2 separate regions of the Homo sapiens genome follow, and region 2 is linked to region 1. A link is an interaction called in ENCODE POLR2A ChIA-PET data of the cell type or tissue named here. Cell type or tissue: K562. All regions are shown on one strand. Links, peaks and the distances in the headings refer to the core of each region. The heading gives the core; the rest is flanking DNA. Region 1 has its middle 28 kb from the start of MKRN1. Region 2 overlaps RAB19 (RAB19, member RAS oncogene family).

Region 1 (2,908 bases), core at 319-2,818:
GCCCCCAAATGCATCACAGGGTGGAAAGACTGGTCCTTTAAAGATTCTGGGGGTTAGCAGGTGTCTTGGATTGGTGAGAGTAAATAGGCTAGAGTGATCACCTCCAAACCCCTGGCCAGTCACAGAGGGCACCCTCAACCCCATTATCTTCTTTTTTTTTAAGTATAGATGGGGGTCTTGCTATGTTGCCAAGGCTGGTGTCAAACTCCTGGCCCCTCAAATGATCCTCTGGCCGCCTTGACCTCCCAAAGTGCTGGGATTATGTTATGTGTATTTTAACACAATAAAACATGTAACGGCTATGTAAATGGCTTTAAAGGGCATTTGGAATAGGTAAGGCTCACACAGAGCTCACACAGATGTGAGCCTGTTCTGCGTAAAGCCTGTAGGAGACAGAACTGCATCAGGAGCCTGGGCTGCTTGTCAGGAAGGCAGGCATCCCTGTGGAGAGAGGCCACAGACTGCAGTGCAGTCAGCTACCAAATAAGGAGGCACCCGAGCTATAAATAGCTGTTAAGACAAGCTGAAGCATGCCCTGACTTTAAGGTCAGCTCAGCTGTTAGCTGCCTGGCAGACATGGGGGCAACAGCTAACTCTCGTCTCCTCCCTCCTCAGGCACCCCCTTGTTTTGCACAGGGCTCCACCTCCCCCCTGTCTCCTGAATCTGACAATGTCAACATCAGCTGAAGGCCCTGGACCAGGCTTCCAGGTCACCCATCCTGGGTATAGCCACAGGTGTGCCAGGTGTCAGACAAGGCTGGAGACAGGAGGGATCTTTTCTGTTGTACAGATGGGGGAACAGGAGGCCGGTAGGAGAGGAGTCATGTTCCAAGTTCCACAGTAAACAGGTGGCAGTGCTGATGCAGCTGCTCCATGCCTCACTCTCTCCTGTGCCTCTCGGCCCCTTTGGTGCCCTGGCCCCCAGCAGGGAAGATAAGAGTCTGGAGTAATGGCTGGCATAAGTCTCCTCCCCTCCCCCAGGAAAGGCCAAGACAATCAGTTTGCCATTGAGATGCCAGTTGGGGCCCGGTGCTGTGGCTCACACCTGTAATCCCAGCACTTTGGGAGGCCGAGGAAGGCGGATCACCTGAGGTCAGGAGTTCCAGACCAGCCTGGTCAACATGGTAAAACCCTGTTTCTACTAAAAATACAAAAAAATTAACCTGACGTGGTGGCACGCACCTGTAATCCCAGCTACTCGGGAGGCTGAGGCATGAGAATCGCTTTAACCCGGGAGGCAGAGGCTGCAGTGAGCTGAGATCCTGCTGCTGCATGCCAGCCTGAGTGACAGAGCAAGACTCCATCTCAAAAAAAAAAAAAAAAAAAAAAAGATGCCAGTTGGCTGGGCTTGACATAACATGAAAGGGGGATGATGACTTTTTTTTTTTTTTTTTTTTGAAGATTATGGCTTTTTCTAAGCAATGCGCACAGTTCAAATGAAAGGGGATCAGGTTGTGCCACCCCCAAGAGATGCACTTTGGCATAGGATTATTTTCAGCTGAAAGCAATTGAGGATCAACAGATACAAGAAGGTTCTCTGCCCTTCTCTTAGCCAACTAAGAACAGAGCAGAAATTTCCCTCAGTGAAGGTGGCGTGAATTTCCCTTGTGAAGGCAACTCCCTTCTTGTACCAGAAAGAGGAGAGCCGCTCTTATCACCAGAGACAGAGAGCTGGCAGCAGGGTGAGTCTGCATAAACAAGCCTGACGAAAATAACCCTTGTCTGCCGTTAGTTTCTCCTGTATTCCTAGTCGCTTTCCCACAAGTAATCAATCAACCCTTGAAGCCCAAACCCCTTTCTTTTGTTAAAATGGTATATAAGCCCCAGATTCTAAGAGACCTTCTTTGAGTTTCAATTTTCTATGAACTCCTGTGCACATAAATATTAATTAAAAATTTATGCTTTGGGGGACCCGGTGAGGTGGCTCATGCCTGCTACCCCAGCACTTTGGGAGGCCAAGGCGGGTAGATCACTTGAGGTCAGGAATTTGAAGCCAGCCTGGCCAACATGGCAAAACCCCCTCTCCACTAAAAATGCAAAAAAATTAGTTGGGCATAGTGTGCACGCCTGTAGTCTCAGCTACTCAGGAGGTTAAGGCAGAGAATTGCCTGAACTCGGGAGGCAGAGGTTGCAGTGGGCCGAGATCGCGCCACTGCACTCCAGCCTGGGCAACAGTGTGAGACTCCGTCTCAAAAAAAAAAAAAAAAAAAAAGGGAAAAGGAAAATACATAACCATGGTGGTGTGTGCTTGTAACTACTTGGGAGGCTGAAGTGGGGTTGGGCCCAGGAGGTCCAAGCTGCAGTGAGCTGTGATGGTGCCATTGCACTCCAGCCTGGGCAACAGAGCCAGATCCTGTCTTAAGGAAAAAAAAAAAGATACTAATCTTTTGTTGGCTATATGTGTTACAAATATTGTTCCCCAGTGTATGACATATCTTTTCACTCTCCTAATGATATTTTTTGATGAGGTGACTTTCTTCCCCCAGTATTTTTTTCAATTACATTTCTCAAATTGAGAAATAATTTACATTTCCAGCCAATGTATCTGCAGAAAAAAACCAAACAAACAGGGGGATGGGGCTCAGTAAGTCATGCCTGTAATCCCAGAACTTTGGAAGGCTGAGGCGGGCAGATCACTTGAGGTCAGGAGTTCAAGACCAGCCTGGTCAATATGGTGAAACCCCATCTCTACTAAAAGTACACAAATTAGCTGGGCATGGTGGCCCCCACCTGTAATCCCAGCTACTCAGGAGGCTGAGGCAGGAAAATCACTTGAACCCAGGAGGCGGAGGTTGCAGTGAGCCAAGATTGTGGCACTGCACTCCAGCCTGGGCGACAGTGAGACTCTGTCTCAAAAAAAGAGAAATAATTTACATGCAAAAACATGCACAGATCTTACATATTCAGT
Region 2 (2,908 bases), core at 192-2,691, 94 kb before region 1:
GAAGAGGCAATTTCTAAGTGTTTACCAATAATTTACATTAAAATACATAAACATAGATGGGGCGTGGTGGTTCATGCCTGTAATCCCAGCACTTTGGAGGGCGAGGCAGGTAAATTGCTTGAGCCCAGGGTTTCAAGACCAGCCTAAGCAACATGGCAAAACCTCATCTCTACAAAAAATAAAAAAAATTAGCTGAGCGTGGTGGTGCACACCTGCAGTCCCAGCTACTCAGGAGGCTGAGGTGGGAGGATTGCTTGAGCCCAGCAGGCAGAGGTTACAGTAAGCTGAGACTATACCATTGCACTCCATATGGGTATCCAGTTTTCCCAGCACCACTTATTGAAGAGACTGTCCTTTCGCCAACATATGTTCTTAGCACCTTTGTCGAAAATGACTTTACTGTAGATGTATAGATTTATTTCTGGATTCTGGATTCTGTTCCATTGGTCTATGTGTCTGTTTTTATCAGTACCACACTGTTTTGGTTACCATAGTTCTGTAGTATAATTTGAAGTCAGGCAATGTGATTCCTCTAGGTTGGTTCTTTTTGCTCAGGGTAGCTTTGACTATTCTGAGTCTTTCATGGTTCCATATAAATTTTAGGATAATCTTTTCTATTTCTGTGATGAATGTCTTTGGGCCAGGCACGGTGGTTCATGCCTGTAATCCCAGCACTTTGGGAAGCTGAGGCGGGAGGATAGCTTGAGACCATCCTGGTCAACATAGTGAGACTTCATCTCTACAAAAACTAAAACAAAACAAAATAGTGAGATGTGGTGGCACAGGCCTATAGTCCCAGCTACTTGAGAGGTTGGGGTGGGGGGAATCACTTGAGCCTGGGAATTTGAGGCTGCAGTGAGCTGTGATCATACCACTGCATTCCAGCCTGGGTGAGAAAGCAAAACCTGGTCTCTTAAAAAATAAATAAATAAATAATAAAAGGCAACTGTTATGTCCTAGTAGAGCAAAGATGGGAGAGCTGTGCCATGGCATACAAACGGCCGGGGTGGACAGGTAGATGCAGCCCATGCCCTCCAGGGACAAAAGGAAACCCAGCAATGGTGGCTCCCAGAGAAAGGCGGAATGCACGCATCTCACTTGGGAATGAAGCAGTTCTAAGCTACATGCGGTTTCCCCAGGAATGTGGACCAGATCCACCTTTGTATTAAGGTCATGCATCTCGAGGACACAGTGGAGGCAGTTCTTCCTCAGGGCTGAGTGGGAAGCTGCCCAACCTCAGATGCCTCCCTCTGTGCTACCTTCTCTCTTTTTTTGAGACGGAGTCTTACTCTGTTGCCTAGGCTGGAGTGCAGTGGCATGACCTCGACTCACTGCAATCTCTGCCTCTCGGGTTCAAGCAATTCTCCTGCCTCAGCCTCCCAAGTAGCTGGGATTACAGGCTCCCGCCACCACACTCAGCTAATTTTTATTTTAGTAGAGACAGGATTTCACCATGTTGGCCAGGCTGATCTCGAACTCCCGACCTCAGATGATCTGCCTACCTCAGCCTCCCAAAGTGCTGGGATTACAGGCATGAGCCACCACCCCCGGCCCCTCTGTGCTATCTCTGAAGGCAGCGACCTGTCTCCAGCCCACAGGATCCCAGCTGCCTCTCCCCCAGCCAGCTCCGTCTTTAATCACTCTGTGAAACAGATGCATCAGAGAAGGGTGACAGATGCCAGGATGTTGCAGGATTTCCAGGAATCTCAGAATGTTTGCTTGGTATTTATACCCTAGTCTGTCTTTCATAACAAGCATCTCTGCCTCACTTCTTCCTTGGTTCTAGAAATGCCCCCAAAGATGATTTGGAGTGTCCTAGTCTCCCAGTTTATAAGGTGTCCATGCCAGAGGGCTGACACAGCAGCCTTCCTGTTTTCTGTTCGTGGCCTCCCTGCCTGAATCCAGAAAAATTCGTGTTGTCCCTCACGGAAGTGTCCCGGCACACATTGCCTCATACACGTGCTTCTTTCTGTCTCAGAAGTTTATCCCCAGCTCCTTGAAGCCACTTTATCAGCACAGGAATGACCCCGGTGTCAGGGGTTGATTGCATGTTGATTTATACAGCTGTTCCTCCTCTAGCTGGCTACAGGGGGCCCAGCTCCTCCTAATGTCCCCATGTAAAACCCTCAGAGGCCCCCATTTCCCTTAGAATGATGTACATATTCCTGAACATGGTTCACAAGGTACTTCAGGTCCCAGCCCTGCTTTCTTCTGGGGGTGTCTGGCTTCCCATCTTTCTCCTACCCTCACTCCATCAGACCTGACCTCTTTTTTTTTCTTTTCTTTTCTTTTCTTTTTTTTTTTGAGACAGGGTCTTGCTCTGTCGCCCAGGCTGGAGTGCAGTAGTGCAATCTCGGCTCACTGCAACCTCCACCACCCGGGTTCAAGTGATTCTCCTGTCTCAGCCTCCCAAGCAGCTGGGATTACAGGCACCTGCCATCACGCCCAGCTAATTTTTGTGTTTTTAGTAGAGACAGGGTTTCACCATGTTGGCCAGACTGGTCTCAAACTCCTGACCTCAAGTGATCCACACACCTCGCCTCCCAAAGTGCTGGGATTGCAGGGAGCCAACCTTTTTTGTAGGTTATCCTGGATGCTCTGTCTCATAACTTTCTTCAACATCTGATATTTGTCCCTCTAAAGATCTCAGCCAAACTTTCCACTTAAAGTCCTGTTATATTACAGGTCCACAATCACTCAACAAAAACCCTCAGGGCCAAATATTTCAGAGTTCAGAATTTGTCAGATTTTAGAAAAATGTACTCTGTGTTACATAACACCCTCAGCAGGGTCTGGGCCAATGCCGCATGGCCAAATACATTACTATTTATGCAGTCAGATGTGTAAATAGTCATACAGAGCAGGTTGAATAAAATCTTCAATGCTGGGCATGGTGGCTCATGACTGT

The links. Peaks named below come from ENCODE experiments on the same cell type or tissue, not always from the same donor. Only the 100,000 strongest peaks of a DNase experiment are listed, where the experiment ranks them.
Region 2: POLR2A ChIA-PET joins it to region 1 with 5 read pairs; 3 of 35 experiments call an interaction of 5 or more read pairs at or near these places.

What each region holds. Positions count from the first base shown.
Region 1 is chr7:140,506,470-140,509,377 of GRCh38, forward strand. No RefSeq gene overlaps it. Among named protein-coding and RNA genes, the nearest start is that of MKRN1, 28 kb to the left of the region's middle. RefSeq lists enhancers at 229-819, 820-1,409. In K562, for the core only: a CTCF peak has its summit at 378; DNase peaks (open chromatin) are centred at 454 and 1,662.
Region 2 is chr7:140,412,789-140,415,696 of GRCh38, forward strand. All of the region lies in intron 3 of RAB19 (RAB19, member RAS oncogene family), which reads left to right. Among named protein-coding and RNA genes, the nearest start is that of RAB19, 10 kb to the left of the region's middle. In K562, for the core only: no CTCF peak of the experiment used is centred there; DNase peaks (open chromatin) are centred at 1,616 and 2,061; H3K27me3 peaks cover 1,575 bases.